2 separate regions of the Homo sapiens genome follow, and region 2 is linked to region 1. A link is an interaction called in ENCODE POLR2A ChIA-PET data of the cell type or tissue named here. Cell type or tissue: IMR-90. All regions are shown on one strand. Each heading gives the region's core, and the rest is flanking DNA. Links, peaks and the distances in the headings are about the cores only.

What was found. Peaks named below come from ENCODE experiments on the same cell type or tissue, not always from the same donor. Only the 100,000 strongest peaks of a DNase experiment are listed, where the experiment ranks them.
Region 2: POLR2A ChIA-PET joins it to region 1 with 5 read pairs; 3 of 35 experiments call an interaction of 5 or more read pairs at or near these places.

Annotation. Positions count from the first base shown.
Region 1 is chr6:45,239,442-45,245,702 of GRCh38, forward strand. All of the region lies in intron 2 of SUPT3H (SPT3 homolog, SAGA and STAGA complex component), which reads right to left. Among named protein-coding and RNA genes, the nearest start is that of MIR586, 45 kb to the left of the region's middle. In IMR-90, for the core only: no CTCF peak of the experiment used is centred there; no DNase peak of the experiment used is centred there.
Region 2 is chr6:44,963,215-44,969,475 of GRCh38, forward strand. The region is part of intron 6 of SUPT3H (SPT3 homolog, SAGA and STAGA complex component); the gene reads right to left. Among named protein-coding and RNA genes, the nearest start is that of MIR586, 230 kb to the right of the region's middle. RefSeq lists a silencer at 1,525-1,725. In IMR-90, for the core only: no CTCF peak of the experiment used is centred there; a DNase peak (open chromatin) is centred at 3,727.

The DNA of each region.
Region 1 (6,261 bases), core at 560-5,559:
AGCTATTATCCAGTGATGCCCAACTTGCCAAATGGTGCATTCCTCATCTTTTACAGGAGGAGTTAATCCTCGAGGACTGGAATCTAATTCTCTTTGGCAAATGGACATCACACATGTTCCCTCGTTTGGGAGACTAGCTTGTGTACGTGTATGTGTGGACACCTTTTCTCACTTTGGGCTACATGCCAATCAGGAGAGTCTTCTGCCTGTGTTAAACATCACCTTTTGCAGTGTTTTACAGTGATAGGCATTACAGCTTCTATTAAAACAGATGATGCCCCAGGCTATACTAGCAAAGCTCTAGCTACATTTTTCTCTATACGGAATATTAAACACATTACTGGCATCCCATATAATTCTCAAGGACAAGCCATTGTAGAACGAATGAATCTCTCCCTAAAACAACAATTGCAAAAGCACAAAGGGGGAAACAGGGACTATGGAACACCCCATATGCAACTTAATCTAGCATTATTGACTTCAAATTTTTTGAGCCTGCCTAAAGGCCAGATGCTATCAGCAGCTGAAGAGCATCTACAGAAACCAGCTGCAAAGACAGAAGCAGAACAACTGGTTTGGTGGAGAGATCCGATAACAAAAAGTTGGGAAATAGGTAAAATAATAACTTGGGGTAGAGGTTATGCTTGTCTTTCTCCAGGCCAAAACCAGCAGCCAATTTGGATACCATCAAGACACCTGAAACCTTATCATGAGCCAGATGCCAAAGAAGACATTCTAGCAGGATTGCGAGGACCCCCCAGTTGCAGCCATGTTGACACTGATGCTGAGGAGGACCCCAGCTGTCACAGATGGTGGAAGAAAACCTGAGGAAAGCGGACAACCTGTCACAACGAGTAATTTAATGATAGCTATGATAGCGGTGGTCACTACTGCCGTGAGTATTCCTTCAACAACGGCTGACACAGAGAACAATTATTCTTATTGGGCATATTTATCAATCTTGGCTGGCAATAATGCCTGGATGTAATCACTCTATGACACATATACACATGCTTTCTGGTCTCAGTATTTACCATAATAAATCTGCTCCTATAATTAGGCGTACCGCCCTCAAAAACCTATCTGTAAACAGAATTGGACCTGGCCAGAAATAATGAACTTACTTGTTTGGGAAGATTGCATTACAGAACAGGCAGAGGTGCTGCGCAGCGATTCCTATGGAATCATTGATTGGTCCCCTAAGGGGATGTTTAATTTGAATTACACCTCTCAGTCTGCGTGCCATGGCCACACTATGTTCAGCTGGTCCAAACAAAACAATCAGATGGTAGAAACAGTAAAAAATACGGCAAGTTCCTATTATTTGGAAACATGGTGGTATAGAGGCACCTCAACCTCAGATGATATGCCTGCTGTAGGAGCTTAACATAAGGATTTGTGGAAACTATTAATGGAAAGAATAAAAAAACATCTAGAAGGACACTCTACAAACTTGTCTTTGGATATTGCAAAATTAAAAGAACAAATATTTAAAGCATCCCAGGCACACCTGACCTTAATGCTAGGAACTGGAGTGCTTGAAGGAGCTGCAGACAGATTAGCAGCTAGTAACCCATTAAAAAGGATAAAAACACTTGGAAGCTGGGTGATTTCAATGATGATTGTGCTTTTAATCTGTGTTATTTGTCTTTGTATAGTCTGCAGATGCAGATCCCGACTCCTGCGAGAAGTAGCTCACCGTGACAAAGCTGCCTTTGTTTTTATCACTTTGTGAAACAAAAAAGGGGGACATGTTGGGAACAGGCCCCCCCCCAAATCTTGCCATAAGCTGGCCCCAAAACTGGCCATAAACAAAATCTCTGCAACACTGTGACATGTTCATGATGGCCATGATGCCCATGCTGAAGGTTGTGGGTTTACCAGAATGAGGGCAAGGAATACCTGGCCCACCCAGGGCAGAAAACCACTTAAAGGCGTTCTTAAACCACAAATAATGGCATGAGCAATCTGTGCCTTAAGGACATGTTTCTGCTGCAGGAAACTAGCCAGAGCCCATCCCTTTGTTTCGGCCCATCCCTTTTTTCCCGTAAGGAATACTTTTAATCTATAATCTATAGAAACAATGTTTATCGCTGGCTTGAGGCCAATAAATATGTGGGTAAATCTCTGTTCGGGGCTCTCAGTTCTGAAGGCTGTGAGTCCCCTGATTTCCCACTCCACACGCTATATTTGTGTGTGTGTCTTTAATTCCTCTAGAGCTGCTGGGTTAGGGTCTCCACGATCAAGCTGGTCTCAGCAAGAGTGAGAGGTCATCAGTGAGAAAAGAGGTTTGTGGCCAAGAAAGTACATGACCAATGAAAGAGAGTTAACAGAAATGGAAGGGGGAAAAAGAAAGGTAACTAGAATAAAAACTACTAGTTTAAAGAGAATGGAATATAATTAGGAAAAAGCAAAGTAAATTTGTCCAGAAGAATAAAACAAAGCATAGGATCCTTTGAGGAAAGAACACAAGGCAAGAAAGCAAATTGCTAGTCATGAAGGACTACACAAAGTGGTTATGTTTTACTCTATCCAATAAAACATGATTAATAAGAAACCAATCAATTACATTATTCCAACAGTATTCTAAATAACATTCCAGACAGTTCCACTTGTGGAAACTACAGAGCAAATTTACTTGACTTGGTCTTCTGCTGTAAACAACCAGAAAACTAGATAAAATACATGAAATAACTGGCCTCACACAACAAACAAAAACCATGCATAACAGCAATGACTGAAAGAAGCAAAATAAAGAACACCCTATGCTTATCCAGCCTTTCGTGTGTAGGTACTTTCTAAACAGAATAAGGACAGGGATAGAACATAGAAGCCAAAGTTCAAGAGACAGAGACAACAACTTGAGAGGTAGAGGCAACTGAAGTGCCTAAGTGTACCGAAGAGATAGTATTTCACCAAGAAAGAACTTTAGAAGTCTCCACTGATGTCCCCTTGAGGCTTTGGCTAAATACTAAGTTGAAAATGCATAAAGACAAAATTCACAACACAAGACACAACCATAGGGGAGCTTGAAGATGAACATTCTCAGAGCTCATATCAAGCTGGGAGACACTTAAGTTCACACCAGTCAGAGTGTAGACATCACTGAATACAATAGTGGCATTCAATAGTGACTCTTGGAAAGCAGTAGACTATAATGGCCCTAGAGTAAAAAGTATTCCATACTAATTCTAAGAAAATTTTAAAAACTCAACAAGATCAAGTGTATCTATAACTAATCTATAATTAAATTGCCTGGAAAAACAAAATTCACCATTCTTGAAGGAAGATAACAAAATCTAGAAAGTCAAAAACATGAGTCACAATGACTCACCACCAAATAATTTATTAGACATGCACAAAAGCAGGAAAATAAGGCCCATAAACAGAAGAAAAGTCAATAGAAACAGATGCAGAAATGGCATAGATAACAAAACTTGGCAGGAAAAGCTTTTAAAAGAGCTATTATAAGGCTGGGCGTGGTGGCTCACGCCTGTAATCCCAACACTTTGGGAGGCCGAGGAGTGTGGATTACTTGAGGTCAGGATTTAGGACCAGCCTAACCAACATGGTGAAACCCTGTCTCTACTAAAAATACAAAAATTAGCTGGGCATGGTGGTGTGCACCTGTAATCCCAGCTAGTCGGGAGGCTGCGGTGGGAGGATTGCTTGAGACTGGGAGGCAGAGGTTGCAATGAGTTGAGATAGATCGTGCCACTGCACTCCAGCCTGGGAAACAGAGCGAGACTCCTTCTCAAAAAAAAAAAAAAAAAAAAAAAGCTACTATGTATTATATACAAGCTCAAGAATTTAAAATGAGCAGACAAAAAAATCTAACAATGAAAAAGAATCTTAAGAAAACTTCTATAGCATAAAAAATATATACAAAGTGAAAAAACTCACTGCACAGCTTAACAAAGTCAGCCAATGAAAAGAAATAATAAAAATTTGAATGAAAATCAAATAGAAAACAGACCAAAAACACAGAAAAATTACTCAAACCTAAACCTGATCTTTTTAAAAGATTGATAAAATCAATAAATCACTAGTTAAACTAACTGAGAATGAGAAAAAGAACACAAATTATGAATCTCATTAATACAAGAGATTGTAAAAGAAGAGGCATAACTATATATTCTACAAACACTGAAATGATAATAGGGTAATATTTTGAGTTACTTTATGCCAATAAATTCAACAACTGAGATGAGATGGACAAACTCCTTGAAAGACACTACCAAAAATGGTATAAAACTTTGAAAATCTGAATAGCCCTATATGTATTAAAGATACTAAACTACTAAGTAAAAATTTTCCAATAAATATCATTCTGAATTACAAAGAGCAGTTCTCCTTCTTTGCACTAATACTGTTGCCTGTATTTCCCCTGTATCAGATTACAATATACCCGATCTGTTTTATATTTTTAATTTACTATTTGTTCATTTAATTTTATTTGAGACAAGGTCTCACTCTGTCACCCAGGCTGGAGTGCAGTGGTGTGATCATGGCTCACTGCAGCCTCAACATCTGGGCTCAAGTCATCCTCCCACATCTGCCCTCCTGGGTAGCTGGGAAGACAGGCATGTGCCACCACACCTGGCTAATTTTTTTCTATTTTTTGTAGAGACAGGGTCTCACTATGTTGCCCAGGCTGGTCTCAAACTCCTGGGCTCAAGTGATCCTTGGCCTCCCAAAGTGCTGGGATTACAGGCATGAGCCATGGCATCTGGCTGTTTTGCTTTTGGCTGATTACCATTTAGATCAGAGATGGCACGGCCTCCGTAATTCACCTATAGGAGCCATTACAACCAATCACAAATCTTTTTCCTACTAAAGCCTAGATACGCTCCCACAGTTCTTCTCAAACATTTCAAGCAACCAAGGGGAGCTGCATATAAAGATAAAACCTATTAGCCACACCTTATTTATATCCTTAATAATAATTTCATTATTCATCTCATTTTTAAATCATTATTTTTCCCAAATAGCTTTAGGAAAATTTTCCAATCTTATGCTCTCCTTCATTATTTAAATCTTACACAAAACAGTACTCTTGTATAAGTGAACATTTTAAACAAACAACCCCACTACCTTTTCCTGAAAACTGGTGCTGTCCACACAATACTAAATTCTTCCTGGTTAATACCTTCTACACTAATTTTACCCAATTTTCTTGCCTATCATCTCTACCTGTTTAACACTGTTTAGAGTTTAATTGCATGTAATTTTCTAACTCATTACCTGTTGCTATTACACCTCAGTAAACTTCTATCTCTTCCACACCCAACATTCTCTTTCACATTAACCTAATTCCTACTTCCCTATCTTCTAAAATACACATGTTCATTCCCTTCTCCATTCCAATATTTCAGCACTTTTCATTCTGAGGGTTAAATTTCTTGAGAATAAAGTTTTCTATGTGCTTATAATATAGATGTCTTATAAATCTATACTAAATAAATGAAAAATCTTATTATTTGAGCTGCAATTTGACATAATAAATACAACCAGTTACTAAATATCTATGAATGCACCTAAAATTCCCATTTCATTATTTACAAACTCTTCCACAGTAAAACTAGCTTTACCTTCGAGCATTAAAAGATTTTGTAAAAATCATTTTTTAAGATTGGTAATGCTTTGATTGGTAAGATCATAAATATTTTCTACAAGTTTTTCATTGCAAATGTGTAGTATTTCAGATATTTCACATGTTTTTTCAAGAATATCTATTTTGGTTAATCTGGGAATTTAAGTCCCTAAATAATACCATTACCAAGGTAATGTGTATTCTGAGTTCCAAACAATTAAAATACAAGTGAACTTTTCTTTGTGTGGTAAAATATTCATAACATAAAATTTACTATTGTAACCATTCTTAAGGTTAAAATTCAGTGACATTAAGTACATTCACATTATTGAGCAAACATCACCACTATCCATAACCAGAAATTTTCTATCATACCAAGCTGAAACTCCACACCTATTAATCAAAAGCTCCAAATTCCCCCTCCTCTAGCGCCTGGTAATCTACTTTCTGTCACTATGAATTTGACCATTCTAGGTACCTCATATAAGTGGAATCGCATAACATTTGTCCTTTTAGGTCTGCTTTATTTCACTTAGCCTAATGTTTTCTAAAATTATCCATGACGCAAGAAGTTCAAAATTTAATTCCTTTGTAAAACTAAATAATATTCCATTTCATGTAGGTACCACATTTTTTTATCCATTCATCCACTGATGGACATGTTGGTT
Region 2 (6,261 bases), core at 755-5,754, 280 kb before region 1:
TCGGCTGGGTGTGGTGGCTCACGCCTGTAATCCCAGCACTTGGGAGGTCCAGGCAGGTGGATCACTTGAAGGCAGCAGTTCGAGATCAGCCTGGCCAACATGGCAAAACCCTGTCTCTACTAAAAATACAAAAATTAGCTGGACATGGGTCTGTAATCCCAGCTACTTGGAAGGCTGAGGCAGGAGAATTGCTTGAACCTGGGAGGTGGAGGTTGCAGTGAGCTGAGATCACGCCACTGCACACCAGCCTGGGTGACAGAGTGAGACTCCGTCTCAAACAAACAAACAAACAAACAACCACACAACCACGTCTCCTTAAGAGTATATTATTGGGTTAATTTTTATTTACTTGGAAGTATTTTTTGATATTTAAATGCATGATCTAGTTTTAGCCCTCTTTTTAATGTATCTGACACATGACTCAATAAATGTTTCCTGATGAAAATAGGAAGCAAGAAAGGGAGAATTTATTTATGTGTTTTGAACATTACAAAAAAAGTTGCAGCTGGGCACGGTGGCTCATGCCTATAATCCCAGCACTTTCGAAGGCTGAGGCGGGTGGATCATGAGGTCAGGAGATTGAGACCATCCTGGCTAACACGGTGAAACCCCATCTCTACTAAAAATATAAAATATTAGCCGGGTGTGGTTGCATGCGGCTGTAGTCCCAGCTACTCGGAGGCTGAGGCAGGAGAATCGCTTGAACTCGGGAGGCAGAGGTTGTAGTGAGCCAAGATCACGCCACTGCACTCCACCCTGGGAAACAGAGGGAGACTCCGTTTCAAAAAAAAAAAAATTGTTAATGTGTTTATTTAAATAAACTCTCTAAGACTGATAATACTAACGTTAATTTGTATCTATGTACGTATGTTTGTGTATATATATCTGTTTGTCTGTGTCTCACTATAGCAGGAACTACTCACGTTTGAATTTCTAGCTCCTAGGAAAATATCTGACACATGGTAAATAAGCAATAAACATTTGTTGGATGAACAAATGCGACTGTTTTATTCCACAGGGCAAATGACTATCACCATAATGAAACTAGATCGAGAATGATTATCTAATGATTCCTACATACCATCTCTGCTGCTCTCCAGCTTGGTAGCCTCCTCCAACCAATAAATGGCTGGACAGAAAAGATTTGGATAACTATGGAAAAAGAATGTTCCTAAAGGGATTCTTAACACTAACTTTTTCTTCCACCAAGTTGGACAACCAAGATTTGGCCTCTGCATATATGCTTACATAGCTGATGTATTCGCAATAAGTGTTTCTAGAAATGAGAGGTAGCAAAATTTGTCGTCAGAGGTTAAGGTTGCCAGGATTGCCAGCTACAATATTTCAAAGATATCCATAAACATGTGAAAGACTAAATTATGGCAAGCTTCATTCCTTTCAGACACCCTCTCCAATGCCTATTCTCTTTTCTTCATTAAGCATCCTAGTTCTTTTTTAATTCCTCCAGCATCGAAGCAGTAAACTTTGATCTGAGGAGCCCCACAAATCTGACCCTAGGGTATATATAAGAAGCCATTTATCCAGTGCCTAGCACACAGGAAACACTCCACGCAAAGCAGCTGACTCAACAGCAAAGACTTATAGACAATACAAAATCATGGCTTAGAGATAGAAGGCAGCTTAAAGTTTATCTTGTTCAAATCTCTTCAATTCAAAGGGAATTGAGGCTCAGAGAAGTGATTTGTCAAAGGTGGACTAAGTTAGAATTCAAGCTCAGGACTCCCAATTCCTAAGTCAGCCTATTTTCATTATAAAAAGCTGTCTTCAACTAATGGTAATTTTTTATTCCAATGTTTTCCTTTGGGATGCTCTAAATTTCATATATTGTCTTACTAAAACATGTCATGTAGCTCCTACAATTAACATGCTCAAACTATTCTTAAGAAAAAGAAATTAGCGAGGCCCTGGGTCAGCAAATGACGTACAAGCTGGGGGTAATCTAATGAAGAGTGTAGAAACTGTAGTGTATCTGATAGTGCAAGCACATCACAGGTGTGTAGAGATACTGATTCCATTCACTCTCTGGATGCTGAACGAAGCTGAGGCAGCAGAACCCCTAGGCTGGTATCTGCTACCAGCTGCCTTGTCCATTTACCTTGGTGGGTGATAAAAATATTATCATTTTCTATGTGTGCCATGATGTGAGAAAGACTGGAAGCACTGTACTAATACTAATGTCCTTGAATATTATATGATATAACACATGAATGGTATTCACAGCATAGTCAAGGGAGTTCATGAAATCAGAGATTCTTTGAGCTATATATGCACTGACTTGGATTTGAGGATGATGAAGATGATCTGGATATGCTTATCACCTAATTTTTGTTTATTCCTCTCTCTTCCCCTGAATTGTTTAAAAAAAAAATGGAACAAATTTTGGCCAATGATGAAGATGATTTGGATATGCTTATCACCTAATTTTTGTTTATTCCTCTCTTCCCCCAGAATTGTTTCAAAGATACAAAAAAAAAGGAACAAATTTTGGCCATATGATCCAAATAATTCAACATCTGAGTATTATATTTTCTCCTGTCCTTCCACTATCATCTTAAATACTGAGAAAGGGAGTAAATATCTAACTTTCATGAACTGTATGTTCTCCAAATACAGGAACCGTGCTGCTCTTCTAGAGTGCTGAGGCAATGCTTTGCTTGGATTTGCCTGGGCCTCACTAGCTGAATCAAGGGACAGATGAATGGATGGACTAGGACAAAAGAAATGCGTTTAAGTACGTGTTGACCGGCCTAAGACCAGAAACTGTAAGAATTAGGATCAAACTGTAATCCAATTTTACAAATCCCAGGGAGACAAGGCAGTTTTAAAGACAAAAATCCATTAAAAAAATCAAGACAGTGGTCAAATATTAAATAAGTGTGGCTCTTATTTTCTGTGGTGCCCTAATTCTACCTTCTCCTCTGCCTCTATTCAGATCACCCATTCTGATCCATACTAAAGTATACACTGGCAGTCCTTTTCTATTCCTTTAAGAAATCTTTGGAAAAAGATTCAAGGGGACAATATCATAAGCCTAGTAAAACATCATGATCAGAATAATGCTTACTCTTTACTGAGATGGTTTTATTTTTAAAATGAACATAATTTTTTTTATTTTTAAAATGAAACTAATAAAACTGCTTATTCTTTGAGATGGTTTTATAAAATAAAATTTATAAAATATTTATATTTATTTACATATTTAAAATATTTATAAAGTAAAACCATCTCAATAAAGAGTAAGCAGTTTTATTAGTTTCATTTTACAAATGAAGACACTGATTTAGAGAACTTAAAGGAAAACTTTAAAAGCATACAGTTAATAAAGAGGCAAAACTAGAAGTAAAACTTGGGTCCTAAATACCTACCTCTAAGGTATACAAAGTTTCTCAGAAAACAGTTACTATTCTAGATCATATTACTTGTAATGAAGGTTGTACTCCCTTTAGGCTCTAGTTTCTTTTGAACTAAATATTACAATGCAAACTTAATTTTAAAAGACTTACTTTGGCTATTCCGTATAGTCATTAAACTATAACAAAAAAGACATCATATCATTGTCAAAGGCACTGAAAACACAAATCTCTGAAATAAAAGTCACTGAATAATCACAGATGATTTATCATGGCTTTTATTCATACTGAACATTCTCAAATTACACAATGCTCTCCTATCTCAGACGGCCACATGAATGTAAGGTCATCTTTGGATTAGTCATACTCTTGTATCTGCAAGTCCAGTATGTCTTCTGCTTAATCTGTCAATTCCACCCACTCCCTGGTTTCTTTAGGTGTCATCAACAGCATTCTTGAACATTCATAAAATATGCAACATACTTAGAGGATTTTAGGAAATTAAATCTTACTAGTATTACAATATAGCTAAGTATTATAACATAGGCACAAATGTGGAGAAACTACTTGTGAAAGAATTATTCCTAAAGTTTTCCAAATACTCAACAGTATTTTAAAATTTAATTGAAATAGCTTTTTAAAAAGGTAAAACAGAATAGTTGGTGACTAGTTGCTTTTCTCACTACCGGGAAGTTACAGCATTTTCTTGTTATTGTAAAACATACAGAGAAGGCAGACTTTTATGCTAGATGAACTCACTTTCTGCGTCCTACTTAAATGAAAACAGAAATGCTAATATCCCTACAGATACAGTGCCTAGTATAATTTGTTTGTTCAATATCGTGAATACAACAAACTCTCGGTACATATTTGTTAATCTGAATTTTCAGTGAAAAGTTTTTATTTCAATTAATGTGAAGTTGATTGTGCCTTTGAAAAATACTTTCAGTACGGACAATCATCATTTGCCCTGTCTATACCACTTTGAGGTGTAAGGCTGGATTACTTATGCAGCATGCAGTTGCATTTAAATTCCATGTGCTCTCACTGAAGCATTTTTAAAGGTTATGGAAGCTATGTGCTGGCATATCTCTTGGCAGCTTCTCAAGGCACATGGCATTTAACTTTCTTCAGCAACACAAAAACACAGAGCATAACTTTCAAACCAAGATGAGAGTATCTGCTCTCACTTCTACTTCAACATTTTTTTCATTTCTTTTTTGAGACAGGGTCTTGCTCTGTCACCCAGGCTGGTGTGCAGTGACACCATCATGGCTTACTTCAGCCTCAACCTCCCCAGTTTAAGTGAGCCTCCTGCCTCAGCCTCCTGGGTAGCTGGGACTACAGGTGTGTGCCATCAGGCCTGGCAAATTGTTTTCTTATTTTTATAGAGATGAGATCTCTATAAAATTGCCCAGGCTGGTCTTGAATTCCTGGCCTCAAGTGATCCTCCTGCCTCGGCCTCCCAAAGTGCTGGGATTACAGGCATGAGCCACTGCACCTGGCCAAAAAATTTTTTTTAATCTTATTCTGATTACTCTTAAAAGTCTTACAATTGAAATGCAGAGTCCTTTTTGCATGGAAAAGGCAAAATGCCTTTTACTAAAATGGTAATCTACCAACAATCTCATGTTCAATAGGCATTGGTTGTTGAACTTGAAAACTTCAAATGGAGTGGTTGGCAGCAGCATTCAGCAATGCGGCAACATGTAAATTATGAAATGTGTATGCATGTTTATATATGTATAACGTGGTCCACTTGCAGAAGGATAATATTAACAAGTCAGTAAATACCACAAAATGCCGAAGAAACCATATCTCTAACTCACTGTAGGTAAAGAAGCTGAGGTCCAGAAAGGTTAAAGGATTTACTGGGATGGTTGCAGAGGCAATCCAGTACCCCAGTGAGTGCTCATTCTGCTTGCTGGGTCAGTTTGTAATTTGGTAGACTCCTTACCCAAAAGCTAAGTAAGCCTCCCTCAAAACACATGGTAAAGCACCCTTTCTTTTTATTCCACTGCAAAAGTCATCATTTTGGTCCTGGGGTATTGCAACAGCTTCCTAGCTTTCACAGACCTTTCCTCTCCCAACCTATCCTGCATACTAGTATTTTAAATAAAAACATGGAGAAAAGGCCCTCGTACATTGTAAGATTCACTGTAGTAGGCTGTCCTGTGTCCCCACATCACTTTCTTTTCTCTGACTCATAAACAAATGGCTCTAAACTAAGCACTGCATCAAATTTAAGCTCAAATGCCTGACTTCTAATTACAGACATAATCTCGGCCATTCTACCTCAGCACACATTGTTCTCACTAAAACCAAATTTATTCTTTGTTTTTAGTTAGGTCACCCTTTGTCATATGTGCCATGTACTGCTGCCACCCTGCCACTCCCCCATTACTGTGCTGGCCACCCCTCCCCATCTTCAGGGTCATTTAAATCATTCCCTTTCTTCAAGGTCTTGCGTAGGTCCCACCTCCTCTGGGAAGTTTGTCCAGTTTACACTGATTTCTCTCTTCTGAAATTATTTGTTCTTCTAGATAGTATTATACCCCTTCCTGCACTTTCCCATGTGTGCTACTTTTGTCTCTCCTCAAAGATTAGCTGCAGGAATGTATTATTAATGGAAAAATCAAGTTGCATACTAGAATGCATGTACCTTAATTCCATTTATGTTTGAACATACACACACATATGCACGTGTATGTCTGCAAATACACGGAAAGTCTGGAAGCATATACATTATACTTTTGATAGTATTTATCTCTGGAGGTGAAATTATAGGTAACTTTAACTTTTCAGTGACACATTTCAGTAATTTTTTTTTTTAACAGTGAATTACAAACAGAAAAAGCATTTCAAAAGTAAAGAAATCTTCTTTCCTCTT